Linked DNA regions of Homo sapiens: region 2 is linked to region 1. The links are chromatin loops, found by intact Hi-C in ENCODE. Cell type or tissue: ascending aorta. All regions are shown on one strand. Links, peaks and the distances in the headings refer to the core of each region. The heading gives the core; the rest is flanking DNA.

Region 1 (8,215 bases), core at 2,393-6,392:
TGTTCTTCGAGTTTACTTCTGGGGCCATGATTCTTTTTTTTTTTTTCTTTTAATTATACTTTAAGTTTTAGGGTAAATGTGCACAATGTGCAGGTTAGTTACATATGTATACATGTGCCATGCTGGTGCGCTGCACCCACTAACTCCTCATCTAGCATTAGGTATATCTCCCAATGCTATCCCTCCCCGGTCCCCCCACCCCACAACAGGCCCCAGAGTGTGATGTTCCCCTTCCTGTGTCCATGTGTTCTCATTGTTCAATTCCCACCTATGAGTGAGAATATGCAGTGTTTGGTTTTTTGTTTTGTGATAGTTTACTGAGAATGATGATTTCCAATTTCATCCATGTCCCTACAAAGGACATGAACTCATCATTTTTTATGGCTGCATAGTATTCCATGGTGTATATGTGCCACATTTTCTTAATCCAGTCTATCATTGTTGGACATTTGGGTTGGTTCCAAGTCTTTGCTATTGTGAATAATGCTGCAATAAACATACGTGTGCATGTGTCTGCATCCCTTCCTTACACCTTATACGAAAATCAATTCAAGATGATTAAAGACTTAAACGTTAGACCTAAAACCATAAAAACCCTAGAAGAAAACCTAGGCATTACCATTCAGGACATAGGCATGGGCAAGGACTTCATGTATAAAACACCAAAAGCAATGGCAACAAAAGCCAAAATTGACAAATGGGATCTCATTAAACTAAAGAGCTTCTGCACAGCAAAAGAAACTACCATCAGAGTGAACAGGCAACCTACAGAATGGGAGAAAATTTTTGCAACCTACTCATCTGACAAAGGGCTAATACCCAGAATCTACAATGAACTCAAACAAATTTACAAGAAAAAAACAAACAACCCCATCAAAAAGTGGGCGAAGGACATGAACAGACACTTCTCAAAAGAAGACATTTATGCAGCCAAAAAACACATGAAAAAATGCTCACCATCACTGGCCATCAGAGAAATGCAAATCAAAACCACAATGAGATACCATCTCACACCAGTTAGAATGGCAATCATTAAAAAGTCAGGAAACAACAGGTGCTGGAGAGGATGTGGAGAAATAGGAACACTTTTACACTGTTGGTGGGACTGTAAACTAGTTCAACCATTGTGGAAGTCAGTGTGGCGAGTCCTCAGGGACCTAGAACTAGAAATACCATTTGACCCAGCCATCCCATTACTGGGTATATACCCAAAGGACTATAAATCATGCTGCTATAAAGACACATGGGGCCATGATTCTATAAAACAAGTCACATTGGCCGGGAGCAGTGGCTCACGCCTGTAATCCCAGAACTTTGGAAGGCCGAGGCGAGTGGATCACCTGAGACCAGGAGTTTGAGACTAGCCTGGCCAGCAAGGTGAAAACCCGTCTCTACTAAAAATACAAAAAATTAGCCAGGCGTCGTGGCAAATGCCTGTAATCCCAGCTACTTGGGAGGCTGAGGCAGGAGAATCGCTTGAACCCAGGAGGCAGAGGTTGCAGTGAGCCGAGGTCACACCACTGCACTCCAGCCTGGGCAACGAGAGTGAAACTCCGTTTCAAAAAAAAAAAAAGTCACATTAAGGCAGGTCATTTTTGCACATTGGGTTTTAACCCAGCTGCAGAACAGAATTACCCGAGAGCTTTAGAATTTCTGATGTCCCAGCCTCCCCTCTCCCTCCAGGATTCTGATGTAATCCAGCTGGGGTGTGGCCCTAACGCAGGAAATTTCTAGAGCTCCCCTAGGTAATTCTACTGTGCAGCCATGGCTGGGAAGCCCTGACAAGGAACGAAGCATGGTGGGAATACAACTTGCTGATAATTAATACAAGCTTTTCCAACTGTTTGTCATATTCCAATCTAAGCAGGTGTTCCCTGCTGAAAATTTCTACTACTGATGAGAGTAATCCCTGCTGCTCCGGGCCCTTCTGAGACAACATTCTCGGTCCTCTCTCAGCCTCTAGAAGTGCACCACTGCAATCAAAATTTTAAAATAGAGATCGGAAAACAAGTTGCAAAACGTTAAGAAAAAGCGAGGGAAGGAAATCCCCCTATTTGGACAAGTCTCCATAAGCAAAACAGAGGAAAGGGAGGCTATCTGGCGGTAATTCCGGCCAAGAGTATTTGGGTATTTTCCCAGAATTACCCAAGTAATCCTGTGAAAGGCAAATCTATGGAGGCTAAATTATGTACAAACTGCCCAATTCGTGGGTTTTAAGCAATAGTTAACCTGAGTCTGGAAAGTGTGAAAACCAAGGAACCGCAGGCATTCTGAGTTTGACTCGACCCTGGACCCCTGCCCTCTTCCCTAAGCAGCTTTCTCCAAGTCTTGTGATAATAAACCACTACCAGGCAAACTGAATTAATCAGACACCCTCTCCCAGGGCCCTTCCGCGCCGCCTCAGGGCCTGAATTTCCCACCCTGGAGAAGTCCCCAGTTCCTTATACACCCCGTGTGGCCCTGGAGAAGACCCTGGGAGGATTCGGAGGGGGTATGGTCAGGGCCAATCCTCGGGCACCCACCCACCAGAGCCACCTCTAGACCGCGGAGGCACCAGGGAGCCCACCTGGTCCGGCGTCCGCACACATTACAACGCTGCGCCCCCGACACTCGGCTGCGGGCGGCCCTAGGGTGACAGTGTCAGAAGTTCACTAGGTCCGCAGAAGGGCGGAAGTGTGGAGGAGTGTCCCAGCACCCGAGTGTCCCCGGCGCCGCCCAAGCCTCAGCCTGGAACGAGAGAGGGGGCTCCGCGAAGGACTGTCGGAAAGGGTGGGGGGTAGAGGACTGTTGGGGATGACAGCTCCCCAGCTCAGGCGCCGCCTTCTCGCCCCGGCTCTGCCTGGCTGGAAGCAGGACCCAGGTAAGGGCGAAAAGCCAGGACAGGGTCCCAGGAAGCTGGGTCAAGCCTAAACGCAGAGATCGACCCGATCGACCCCAGGGTACGCCTTAGCCCCAACCCCGCGCCACTTGTCCCCAGCCTGGGCGGCAGCGCAGCCCCAGGATGGACCTTCGCGGAAGAGAGCACCTCCCACGCTGTAGCGCTTTTCGCTGTAGCACAGGCTTTAGAAGCAGAGTCCCCGGGAGGGACGCAAGACGCACAGGCTACCCTACCTGTCCGGCGATACAGAGCAGGCACCAGGTGCCACCGAGGAGGCGGGCCAGGAACCCGGGGCACTGGGGCGCCTCCAGTCGTGCCATGGTCCCCATGGCGGGGACCAAGGGGAGTCTCAGGCGAGACCCCTCCCTCGAAGAGGTGGCCGCCTCCTGCGCTGATTGCGGTGGCTCCGCGGCGGCGGCCGGCAGGCGGGCTCGGGCGTGCGCCCCACGAGACAGAGCTGCGCTGGGGCAGGCGGCGCGGCTTTGGAGCTTCAGTGCGGCCGCGGAGCGGGTCTGCTTTGAATGGGAGCGCGTGCGCTGGGGGTGGGGGCGTTATTTGTGAATGTGCTGCTTGTCTTGGCTCGAGATGGTTCGCGCTCCCCCCACCCCCAACACCCCTCCAGCTCCTGCTCCTCCCCTCCCGTGTCAGCCCAGCGGAGGCGGGGAGCGCAGACATCCAGCCGCCCCGGCAGCGACAGCGGTGTGCGCTTCGGGAAACCCGAGCGGGGCTGCGCGCTGGCTTCTATTTATTTATTCTTTTTTAAAGGGAGGATCGCTCACTGCCCACCTTGCTCGCGCTTGGAATGCCACCCTGCCGGCCCTTGGAGAAGGAAATCTCTCCCTGGACGCTGGCGCTTTCCCAGGAACCAGTCCTAGGAGCCATTCCCTGAGCGCTTTCCCTGGAGCTCGGAGCTCCGAGTGCTGTTGCTGACCTGGGAGCCCCGCAAGATGCTCCAGGGGCTGGGGACGATTTTGTGCTTGTTGGGAGGGGGGAATGATGAAGAAACTTACAACCTCACGTAATGGGACAAAACTGAAATCGTTATGACATGTTTGTCCGTGGGGACTTGTCCCCTGGGCGCTCATGGAGCTTTTCCCATGGAGTTGATTTGTTTTGCAACATGCGCCCGGGAGTGACGGGGACCCACGACAGCTGGGTAGGCACGCCGTGAACCAGAAGCCAGCGTCGGGCACAGGGAGCCCAAGAAGTGGGTTCAGTGAGGTTGACTTCGCTGATTGTCTTCCTGTACTAATGGCTTGCTGGGGGCAAGCTAGGGCGCCCCCTTCTCTGGTTTGGACCACGCTCTCAGTACACAGGAGGCTTTCAGGCTGTCTCTTTAACAGAAGATACACACTGAGCTCGGCTGCAGGTTTTGTGGGGTTTTGTTTTGTTTTGTTTTGTTTTTTGTTTTTGTTTTTGTTTTTTTTGCCATTGGGACTCAGGATCATTTCTTCCTGAAAATTTGGCGCTATAGATCCAGTCTCCCAAAGCATCTTTGTAAGAAAGCAAATCTCCCACCCTCCTTCCAACTGTCTTCCAGGCCACTCCACCCCTCTCCTGCCTTGGCAGTAAAGTTAAAAGAGGCGGAGAACTGGCCCCACTTCAGTAAACTCCGTAGGATAAGGGGATTCAGCGCTGTGCTCATGAAATAACTTTTGTGAAGTTCCCACGTGCGCGCACTGGGATGAGCCCAGCATAAAATTAAGAGGCCACCATACTCCCTAGCAACCATTCATTCAATCCACATATTCCTAAATGCCTACTCCTTGCCAGGCGCTGTGGTTGAACGTTGTAGCCCATCAGCGACTGAGACAGATGCGGATCCTGCTCTTTTCAATTGGGTAAACAGACCAGACACAAACTGTCTGCTAACAGAATGAGAGGCAAAGTCAGGGCAGAAGTGCCTATAGGAAATGAATGTCATATGTGTGCCAGTATCAGCACTTGTGTCTAGAATAGGAGTTGTGTAGTTGTTAATGGTAAAGGAGGCTGCTTTTCAGAATTCATCTGTTTACTCATCATGTGTATTGAGTTCCCAAAGTGTGAAAGAAAAAAATCAGAAATGGGAAAAATACATCTACCTCTGAGCCTAGATTCCCAGAAAGTTAAAGCTCAAAGATCAAAATATTTGGAGATTCTTTTCTAAAGGAGTTTTAGGCCAAGTTTTCAGCTTGAATTGATATAAAGGAAAAGGTGAGACATTTAAAAATGAATAAATAAACCAAACACACACACACACACACACACACACACACACACACACACACACAAAATAAGAACAAAGACTACAGAGGCTGGAGACAGGAAAATATTTCTATGGAGGGTCGCAGATGGCTTGTCTTGCTAGGATGATTGAGCCACAATATTAAACAGAAAAAGGCAAGGCTGTGCTTGGCAAGCAGGTGGTCCTAACCTGTTGGGGTTGGGGGTACCTACAGCACCAGGAGGGAAGAAAGAAGGGAAATGATGTGCCAGGCAGCAGTGCTAAGCAACATTAACTGAATTAAATTTTCAAACAACCCCCAAGATAGGTGCAGATTATCCTAACTTGACACATCAGAGTACTGAAGCTCAATGGCTATATTACTAGGATTGGAAGTAGGCTGTGGAGGGGAGCACAGCAACAGAATTTCAGGATTGGAATGGAGCTCTAGCCCAGCCACATACTTCAAACCATGAAGAATTTGACCATCTAGTCCAATAGCCACACTTGGATTTTTAAATTCATGAACAAACTAAGGCCCACGAAAATTAAGTTATGTGTCCAAAGTCTCACACGTAAGAGGCAGATGAATTCATTCCTACAACTTGATTAGAAAAGCATGAACTTCTGTTCCTTTAATAGTGAGGTAACAGAAGAAAATAGGAATTTAAAGTTAATTAATAAGGCAATTAGTCAAGTGTAGGATTAAAAAAGGGTAGAAGGTCCAAAAGGAGGGAGACCAGCTAGGAAGATGCTGCCATAAACTGGCCATGAGATGATGAAGCTTTCATTCCTGGAGATGCACTCTGGTGAGTGGAGAACAAAGTGGGTGCTGGGAAAGCTGGACAGGAGAAGCAAGGCATTGATTGGTCTCATATAATGTGAGAAGGTGGCATCTCCTTAGAGCATCTCCATGCCAAGGGTTCAACTCCAGATCTTTGCATCCAACATCAGACTTGAATGTTAGCAGAGCCTGAGTTTGTTGGTTTGTTCATTGTCTGCTTAAAAAGCCATAGGTTTTTAGATGACTTTTGATCAATATACATGATTGATAGTTTAAAGAATGAATGACAAGGACAAAAATATTCCCTTTATCCACTAAAATCAACTTTCCTTGATACTGCAAAAATTGTAGGGAAGATGCTTTCAAACAGATGTCTTTACTTAACAGCTTAATAACCACATTGTCATAGAAGGACTAAGAAATGCCACATTGCTCAGGCCCTGGAATCTACATGGAGTGTCAGAAGATACCAGCCACCACTGATGGCTCTTCACCAGTTCCAATCTTGCCAGGGCCTCTGCTCTGTACTACAAGCCCTTTCATTTGAGATTTGCAGCAGGAGAGAGTTTTGGACATCACAAGCCCATCCTCTGAAAGGATAGTTCCACTGGAACACACGAATGCATGATGCTGAGGCTGGCTCTCTCTTCCACTTAATCTCAGTGGTACTTCTGACTGTTCCCCATGTCCCAATGCTTTCTTCAACTCTCACTCTTCTTCCTATCCTCTTTTTATCCAGCATACTTTTCTTTCCAGAGCTCATCATTTCAATAACACTCTTTTCATAACCCTACACTCTCCTGCCCTTTGGTCTTCACTCTTCAACTCAAAATGATCTCAGTTACCTGCTTTCTCAGTGCCCACCCTCCAGGAACAAGCACTGCAGGGGAAAGCCACAGAATAGGACAGGTAAGTATCAGAACACCACCTTCACCAGCTTCAGATGGACTTGCAACACTGCCCCTCAGTCTTCCTATATTTCTCCGTCTATTCACTCTCATACCATCCTACTCTCTACAATGACTATTTCAAACATTCCCCAGTTTCTCCAAACCTCCAACTCCTCCTTCACGCTGCTCCTTTTCAACAGACATGCAGAGCTCCAACTTTTCAGAGAAAATCAAATTAGTTGAATGGGAGCAATTTCTACTTCTACCCTTTTGCACCAAATCTACTTCTATCCATACCGTACTTCCCTTCTGTCTTCTCTCTAAGGCTAGTCCATCTCCAATGTTCTGGGTCTGATCTTCTCTTGCTTTCAACTAGTAAAAAAATGTATTCATTTTTCCATCTCTGTACTGTGTATTCAATAACTCCCTGTAAACTGTATCCTACCTTTTAATATTCAAACATGCCCAAGCCTCTCCCATGTATAAATAAGGACATGAACTCTCCTTCAATGAACCCATATCTTCTTCCCATCATAACTACATTTCTTAAAGGTTTTGTTTATATTCCCTATTGCTTTCCTCTGTGTCTATTTAATCCTCAATCCATTCCAGTCAGAATTCGGCCACCATCACTCTATGAAAATTGAAGCTACTCTAGTCACCAATAACCTCCATGCTGTAACATCCAATGGACATTGGTCAGTCCTCTCTTTGTCCTCACAAAACCTCATGACATGGTTGATTGTTCCTTCTTGAAACATTCTACTTTCTTGGCTGTCCATCTGACACTGGCATGCTACTTCTAGGAACACATTTTTGAAGATGGTGTCCCTTTCCCTCTGGATCTCCTTCAATGATTAACTCATTACTGAGCCTCTCCCATATATGGGTTGGATTTCTTGTTTACATGCATGGATATATCTGTATTCTTTTCCTTCAAAGAATTGATTTTAATTTGTGATTACTCTTTTATTAACCGAAGTAACCAAAATGTGTCCTTTCTTCTCCCACTAGGTTGTAAATTCTACAAGAGCAATTCATCATTGTGGGGCCAATGCCTACTGCATCCAAATGCCTAGCACATGTTTGACAAAATTGAAATTTGTTGAATTAATAAATGGGTGAATTAGTACTTCACACCTTTCAATGGGCTGGAAACTTAACCATTAGGCAAGACACAAATAGCAAGCACCTAGAAGATAAGCATGACAGACTATTAACCTTTATCCCAGTACCTATGGTAGTCCTCCAACATGGGGGATATTCCAAAAAATGATTGACCGACTAAATGAATGGACAGAATCCACTAATAGAGTGAGAGACTGACTAATCATGTAAACTCCTAGGCAAACCCCCAATGTAAAAAATCCATCAGCCTATGTAGAGTTCTTGAATTTCAAGGTTGCAGCAACAACTCTTCCTTCTTTTAAGAAATGAAGTTTGGTTTAGAGTCAATTATA
Region 2 (8,215 bases), core at 1,988-5,987, 310 kb before region 1:
GCTCCTCATCTAAACTTCACAGGGTTGTTATGAAGAATAAGCAGCATAATGATAGAACATGTAAAAACACTTTATTAGCTGTCATTTCTGTGGAACCCAGGGCCTAACTTTCTGACTGAAAAAGCAGGCAACAGAACAAAAATGCTTCTCTAGAGAGATAAAGTAACTGACCCCTCTCTCTTCCTTTAGAGCCCAGATTAAATGCCCCTTCCCTAGAGGGGCTTCCTGGTCACTTATTTAAAGCTCATGTCCTTTATTCTCTACTTGACCCCTCATTTGTCTTCCTCATAGCCCTATCTCAACTCCCAACAATCTAATGGAGGGGAGGGTACAAATAGTACTCCCATTTTACTCAGAAAACTGAGTCAAATAAAAGTTTAGGCCACACAGCTGGTAAGGGGTAAAGTCAGGATTTCAACGTAGCTGGTGTGGCTCCAGCGTTTTTGCTCTCAACTACCATGCAATACTATTAACATGGAATCTGAATAAAAAGTTGAAATTAACAAGAACAAAGGTAGTAATGTCTAGAGTCAGCATTCACCAAGAGGACAGGGTAGAAGGGAGGAGAAAAAAACTAAAGGAAAATGGAAGAGAATTATGAAATGTTTGTCATCTTGAAAGAAAAGGAAAAAAAAAAAAAAAAAAGGAGAGCAAGAGTTGTATGTCACTGCTGCGTGCCCAAATCTGTTATGTAAGGGCTGGCTTATGCTGGCTCCACTGCCTTGGCTTTAGGGCCTTACCTGTCAGAGGGAGCTTGATGCTGCTGCCAACCTCCTAAACTGTGTGGTGTTTTCTCCCCTCATGCCTATGCTAAGTTATTCTCCTGTCAATAATCTTTCATCTGTGTTTCTTTCAGAGGCATCTACTGCAAGTGCAAAAGAATTGTGGTGAAAGCTGCCTGATCAACAGCTATAACCTGGCAGAATTTCTCCTTCCAGCCTTACCTGAAAATTGCTTATTATGAAATACTATACCACAATGCTTCATGCTTATTCCAATCTCAGATTAAAGGCAAACTCTTTGTCCAAAACAGTACACACCCACAGGTGGGGGTGTATATGAGCAGTTTTGACAACGAACAACAAAAGTTGGACCTAAATTTTTCACTTAGCACAAGCCTAGTAATTTTATTATTGTTATTATTGGATGTAGTTGCATTGAGGATTCTCTTATTAGAGACATATCTTGGTTCAAGTAATCAATGGAATGTGTGGGGGAAACACATTTAAAAATGAATTTGGAAATGTTTCCAGGAGTGGTGGTTTTACAAGAGGACTCATCACAGATTTTTTCACAGAATCTTTCCTAATCTTTACGAAGGTTTGAGGCTCTAACTCAGTTCTCGTAATGGACTCTCTCTTGGTTGGAAAGAAGACAACCCAAAATTCCAACATTTGGTGAGTTGACAAAAGTGACATGTGGTGTCTCTTTCATTCTTGTAGCAGCTGTCTCACATGAAAGGCAGTGAATCAGAGTTCTCCGTGAGGACAGCAGGAGCTGGTCCCCCTGCCTTTAAGGTCACTCCCAGAGTCTTTCCCTACAAGTTGGCCTTGGCATCTGCAAGAGCAGCAAAAACAGAACACACAGGGGCCCTCACACCACAAACCTAAATAGTCTAAAAGTTATAAGCCAAGCTAATAAACCATTAAATAAAATAGTCTACCTTCCCATCTTGACAAATATACCTCTATGACAACAAAATTGAAAAAAGGAGTGCAGCTATGGGATTTTTTTTGATTGCTAGTCAGCAAGACATCAAAGATGACTGATATTCATTATTACTGTGTATGTCAGCAGTTCTTTTGACAGGCCAGTAATGTATAGATGAGTCATAAACACATATATAACTCATAAATATGTTTACTTCATAAAATACAATATTTCTTGTCTTCATTTTTATAAAATACTTAAGTTATTATAGTTAAGGTTTTCCCATAAATTTCCTTATATTGACAGTAATGCTAAATTAGATAATCTTTTTTGAATCATCATAGTTGTTAGATTATTTTCAGTATTTTCAATTTTGACAAACTTCTTTATGTTGAGGCAGTAACTACTGGAACTGTCAAAATTATTACAGTAAAATAAATTCAGAGATGGCCACTTTATGTATTATTTTATGTTCAAATATAACATAATCATAAATGATAAACTATATTGGCTATACAAAATGTAACAATATTTTAATTTAACCATTCCAATCGCCATCTCATTCAACTTCTGCCCTCTTTCAAAGTAATATGTAAATCCATAAAGAATTTAGTTGTTGTTTTTTCAATTTTTTCAATGCTGAGTTATAAAGAAAACCAAACACAGCAGGATGTTGCTCAATTTGTTAAAATCTTCTTTCAATAAAGACTACTGCCTGATCTACGGTGGGCAGAAGATAATGTCTACAGAAAGTGTATTCAGGGTCACATACATGTAAATCTTTCCCATTATAGAGTGCATGACATTTATTGGAAAGCTTTTGTGTGGCTTCCTAGTTTCTTTCTAGGTAGTAAAACTATTTTCTCTAAAATGTTTTGAAATATTTTTAAATCACTTATCAAATGAAGTAACTCTACTTTGATACTTCTGGGTTTTTATGAAATAAAACTTTTGTAAACATTATTAATAGCAAACAACAGTTCACATTAAATGACCATGGATACACAAATTCAAAGTTAGCTTCTGCAAAGACTATTATCAATTCTTTCTTTGTGGAACTGTTGTTATATCACATAATTGTTGTAGTATATCTTTTCTAAATTTAATCTAAACATTTTAGTAACATTTAGTTGGCATCGCCATCAGATGTCAAAAAGTAGCTTTAAGGTCAATTTCAATGTATTTCCTTGGGATGTTCCATATTTAGACAGATTCAGAAAACAAAGTACATCATCTCTGAATTGTTCCAAAGAATATCATTGCTTTGGGTGAATTGGAGGCTATACATCCTAATAACAAACACACTACATAACTTCAAATAAGCTACTTGAAAATAAACTGTATTTGAATTTCGAAGAGATTTTATGATAACATGTACTATAACTATGCTTATCTAATTTAAAAACTTTTAAAATATATTTTCTAAATGTAATTCTGGGTTTATTGATGGAGAGAAAAGAGGAATACTGCTGTTAGAAAGAGAAGAAAATACAGGTGATAACTTGACCATGAAAAATAAGCCTACAGATCACTAAGAGTTGACTTTGTTCTTACAACAAAAATACACTAAATACGTAAAATTTTAAAATTACAATTAAATTTCTTTGGGCGAGGGGCGGTGGCTCATGCCTGTAATCCCAGCACTTTGGGAGGCCCAGGCGGGTAGATTGCCTGAGGTCAGGAGTTCGAGACCAGCCTGGCCAACATGGTGAAACCCCATCTCTACTAAAATAAATAAATAAATAAGCAAGCAAGCCAGGCGTGTAATCCCAGCTACTCGGGAGGCTGAGGCAGGGGAATTGCTTGAACCAGGGAAGTGGAAGTTGCAGTGAACCGAGATCGCACCACTGCACTCCAGCCTGGGCGACAGAGCGAGACTCTGTCTCAAGGACAAAAAAAAATTATTTGGACTCAGATTCTGTCTCAGATCTCTCAGGTACAACTTCCTCTATCTCTGAGGTTTCCGTATGTGCTATCTTGAAAACCGTCAATTCCCTATAGAGATATATCAAAGAAATAGATTTCTGAAACAGCAGCACAGAACGTCCTCATTTTCTAGTTACAGTTATGAAGTAACAGAAAACAAAAAGACACCTTTATGCTTTAGTGTGAGCTCACTAATACCTAGTCCCAGGCTCAATCACCTTTTCAGCATCATCTCAAAGGCAAAAGTTTAGCTTCTCACTAAGTTCTAACGGAAAACAACACTAGAGGGCGCTGGGAGTTTGCAACTTAGGACTGTCTTCTCACCCAGGAACACAGTGTTTTGTTCTCCGAAGGATACCAACACCAATTCAATCCCTGAAAATGTCCGTTATCATCACAGTTCCAATGAATCAAGAGCGTGATCCTACAAATATGTTTTCCCTGAATACAAAAGGGGAAAGAACAAGAATCTCACTGGCTTTAGCAGTTTAATAGTGTACCATCCAATCAGGTGAAAAAGATATTAAATAAATTCCAAGGAGGGGAAAGAGGGAAGAGCAGAGCTTGTAGCTTACAGTTTCTTTCTTTCAAGTCATGTGGTAAGTGAATTTTTGGTGTGAGCGTTCATGAGAATTTCTGCCAAAAAATAAAATGGTCAAGTCTTGCATTAAGTCAGGCTGAGTTGATGTTCAATACACTAACGGCTAAAGATAGAAGTTCCCATTATAAATCACATCTCAAAATGCTAGTAATTTGCATTTAGGACAATGAACTGCAAATTCTATTCAAAAGGTAAAATTAAAATAAGACTTTCAGGTGTTGTTCTCTCCCAAATCTTTACAATCTTATGACCATTGTGGGGAAAAAATTTGTGGGGAATGTTGAAGCACATCTTACCTAGTCTCAGTGTGACCTAAGGGTTATCGTCCACACCAAAAAGGCAAAAGGCACCCTAGAGCTAGAAGTTGTCTTCCCTTTGAATGGAAGACAACTCAAACTCTAACTACACATTGTGGGAAAGCTATGATGTAGTAGCCTCTCATACTTTTGAAATGTATACATTTTTACAACGGCCCAACATCAATTTGCATATGGATTTGCAATTGCACATGCAATTGCAAAGATAGGATTTTACTGGTGATTACAACAACAACTTTTAAAACTACACTTCAGCCTGGCCAATCCAGTCTTCTCCAAGACCAGCACTACAGATCTGGCTGTTTGACATAGTGACAAGTAAAATATTACTTTTTCTATGAAGTTGTTTCATTTATATGTTTGGTCAAATCAAACTAGTCATAAATACATTTGCTGAACATAATCTATCCTAAGCCTTTTCAGTGTTTAAAATTATGGACACACTTGGAATTTTGTCATGTCACACAAGAAACATTGGCCCAGGAGGTCAAACATGGTCATAAAGTTCATAAACACGTCAATCTTCCTCCTACCACAGAGACTTTGAGTTTGCTGTTCAATCAACCCAAAGCAATCAGTCTTCTTCAAGGGGACCAGGAGTAAGTCTTCCTTTTTTTCAGGAACTGGTAGATTAAACATGGGCGCAAGACTCAAATACATACACGTTAATACACACACCTTGTCCAGATTTGGTTCCAGAATTTTTTCTGGTGCCTAAATCTGGTCACAGTGGACTTGTTTCTTCTCTTAACTGCTTTTCATACAACCCTAGGAGAGTCCCAGGTTCTGTCCTTGAATGAGACTTTCATTCCTGGCATACTAAGTCAAAATCAAAATGCACTTCCTGCAGAAACACTGTCATGAAAACAGGGGCACTTGAAGTCCCACAGTTTGTAGCTTAACTGGGTTGTTGAGGGCTGGCCTAAGAATGTAAAAAACATTTCCAACATTTTTGCTTTGGGAATGTGTAAGTTTCACTATCTGATTTTCAATGGAACATTTGAAGCAATACTTGTAAAGTGCAAAGTTTTGTAAAGGAAACAGATAAATATAAAATTACATGGAAGGTATCTTTAGCTTCAGATGCTGAAGGGACGGTGAAATTCTCTTCTAAAATAAAAGAAGGATTTTTAAGGGATTGCCACATTTTTGCAACTGAAGGCACATTGGATATTGATTTAGGTACTTCCCCACAGATGTCAATTTGGCTGAGTGGGGACATGTGGTCTGTCAGCAGAAGATTTTCAGTCCCTGAAGTAGAGGACAGAGCTCAGAAGAGAGTCCTAGAGAGGTTTTTTGTTTTGTTTGCTGTTTTTAAACAAGAAATCCTATAACAGAGATACAAAAATAAACAGATAAAATTTTTGTTTTAGAACAATGGTTTTCAAATTGTAGGTGGCTGTTCATTTGGTTTATGAAATTAAATGGGTCTTGAGACTCACATCTGTAGAATGAAATGGAATAGGGAAAAAATGGAGGGGGGCCATTGTATTTCTTACTGTTTGGGTGGTCACGATCACAAAATTTTTGAAAGAACACTGACCTAGAAGTTAACAAAAAGAGCCATGGAGTTAAAAAGTTAAAACCATTCTTAAAGTGGAATTGGCAAGTGTGAAAACTGGCGACTGTGTATTGCTTTTGGGAAAAGGAGATAGAAAATAAATTAGGAGTGTTTAAAAATTTGGGACCATTAAATAGTGCTCCAGGGTTAGAGAGGTCGTCTAGGGACTCTCTTTGTCCAGCCAGCTGTGGCTCATCCTAAATATGGCTTAAATATCACTTCCTCAGACCCACCTTGTCGCTTCTCTCCTCTGTCACCTTTTTTTTTTTAATAGAACTTATCACAATGTGTAACTATACATTTGTTTGTGTGTTTCTCTAATGTCTCTGTCTCTAGACAGCCTTTAAACTCTATGGTGACAAATTTTACTTCTGTGGTTGATTACTGCATAATACCTGGCCAGGCACTCAATTACTATTTAAAGAAAAGAGCATCAGGAGATATTGTGAAAGACTTTAAGATAGGCAAAAAAAAAAATTACTGGTGTCCTGCCTAGTATACCCTTCTAAGCTGCCAGAGCTGTTCGTTGCCTTTGAGCTGTTTTACCACCCTGTAAGTTATAGAAAACTGACAGTAATGCCAATGATTCTTATCCACAGAAATGCAAGTGAATCTTGGTGAATATGCAATGATTATTGTCATAGGAATATTAATAATTTTTTTCATCTACTAACAAATCCATCTTAGCATTCCTGGTAATATTAATTAATATATATATTTATTAATATATATCATATATAATTAATATATATTTATTTATATATCATATATAATTAATATATATTTATTAATATATCATACATAATATATTTATTAATATATATCATATATAATAATATATAATATTAGCGTATATGTGTGTGTTCTTTGACTTCTATTTAAAGCTAGTTGTAATATGTTAAAAGTTGTTCTTATTAATGAATTAATTAAAATTTTAATGAATGAGTTAAAATTTTAATTAAAGTATTAATTAAAAACTCTGACATGTTTTATATTTTATATTTATACTTTATATTTGGAGGGAAAGAGAAAGGAAAGAAAGAAAATGGAGTATTAGCTGGAAAGTCTATGTATGTGCTCATTCTCTTGGGGACTGACATTACCTGGTTGTGATTATGTTAAGAGAAAGAGGCTGGTGAAGGAAAGAAAAGGAAGGCATCAGAAACAAAGGTCATTTTATAAGGTAAACATGAGATAGCAATGTAGCCCACTTATAAAGCAGACTTTGTTTTAAACAGAGACATAAACATACATATAACATATGGGAAATAATGTGCTTATTCCATGCATTCTGTACTGGCAAGGCACATCTATTGTTGAGATCCTCAGCCTAGATAATCTGACACAGGTAGATCCAGAGAACAGTTATGATTTTTCACTGTCTACAGGCAAGCTGGTATAGGTACTACTCAATTCCCACCAAAGTCACCAATTAACAAAATGAATTATCCACTATGATGTCACTCAAACAGAACAAAGAGGAAATAATCAGGAGAGAAGTAAGTGTTACCCAGCAAAAATTAGTTGGAGGTGTGTTTACATGAATAAGGGTATCTTTCAATCAGAAAAAGTAAATCAGCAAGGCTAAAACTTGCATTTCTTAAAGATCATCAACCTGTTAATTAGAAAAGCTATGATAATTAAACTGAATTCAGGTGGTTTACTTAGAGTCAAGAATTAAGTTTATCGGGACCTCCCTTTAGCTTTATAAAATTAAGCTCCATTTACTAAATCTAGACACAGAGTTTAGGCAGGGTTTGCGTTTTGGTTCCATGGTCTAAATATTTATAATAGGTCTCCAATGAGTGTTCACATAGCTCTGGGTGATAGGTACTGATTCGATAACAAAAAGGCATTTTACTACACATCCCAGAGTTAAGTTAAATGCATAAATGTGCCATATTCACCAGAACAATAGTGAAGGTTCTAATGATGACATAATGCATAATAATAAACCCAAATGGGTTCTTTCAGCCATCACAAACAAGTCTGACGTAATTTTTATGTGCATTTTTGTCTCAAACATTTTTTTCAACTGTAAGCAAAACATATAACAAACATTTCAGAAAGACAAAAAAACACTTGTATAATGTTCTTGCAAATTTATACAATGCAGATTTGAATTCACAACACGCAGACACACACACACAGACACATATC

The links. Peaks named below come from ENCODE experiments on the same cell type or tissue, not always from the same donor. Only the 100,000 strongest peaks of a DNase experiment are listed, where the experiment ranks them.
Region 2: it touches region 1 in a loop (2.7-fold over the local background); 4 of 110 quality-filtered maps call a loop at or near these places.

The regions. Positions count from the first base shown.
Region 1 is chr9:17,901,819-17,910,033 of GRCh38, reverse strand. It overlaps LOC105375987 (a long non-coding RNA gene), which reads left to right and starts at 2,778. Exons shown (of 2, transcript XR_929509.2): 1 at 2,778-2,860; 2 at 3,644-7,887. It also overlaps a transcript of ADAMTSL1 not described here. RefSeq lists enhancers at 2,137-2,681, 2,682-3,226. In ascending aorta, for the core only: no CTCF peak of the experiment used is centred there; DNase peaks (open chromatin) are centred at 3,093, 3,573, 3,763, 4,023 and 1 weaker place; H3K4me3 peaks cover 2,568 bases; H3K27ac peaks cover 2,215 bases.
Region 2 is chr9:18,209,079-18,217,293 of GRCh38, reverse strand. It overlaps a transcript of ADAMTSL1 not described here. Among named protein-coding and RNA genes, the nearest start is that of ADAMTSL1, 260 kb to the left of the region's middle. In ascending aorta, for the core only: a CTCF peak has its summit at 3,857 (motif pointing right); a DNase peak (open chromatin) is centred at 3,873; H3K4me3 peaks cover 345 bases.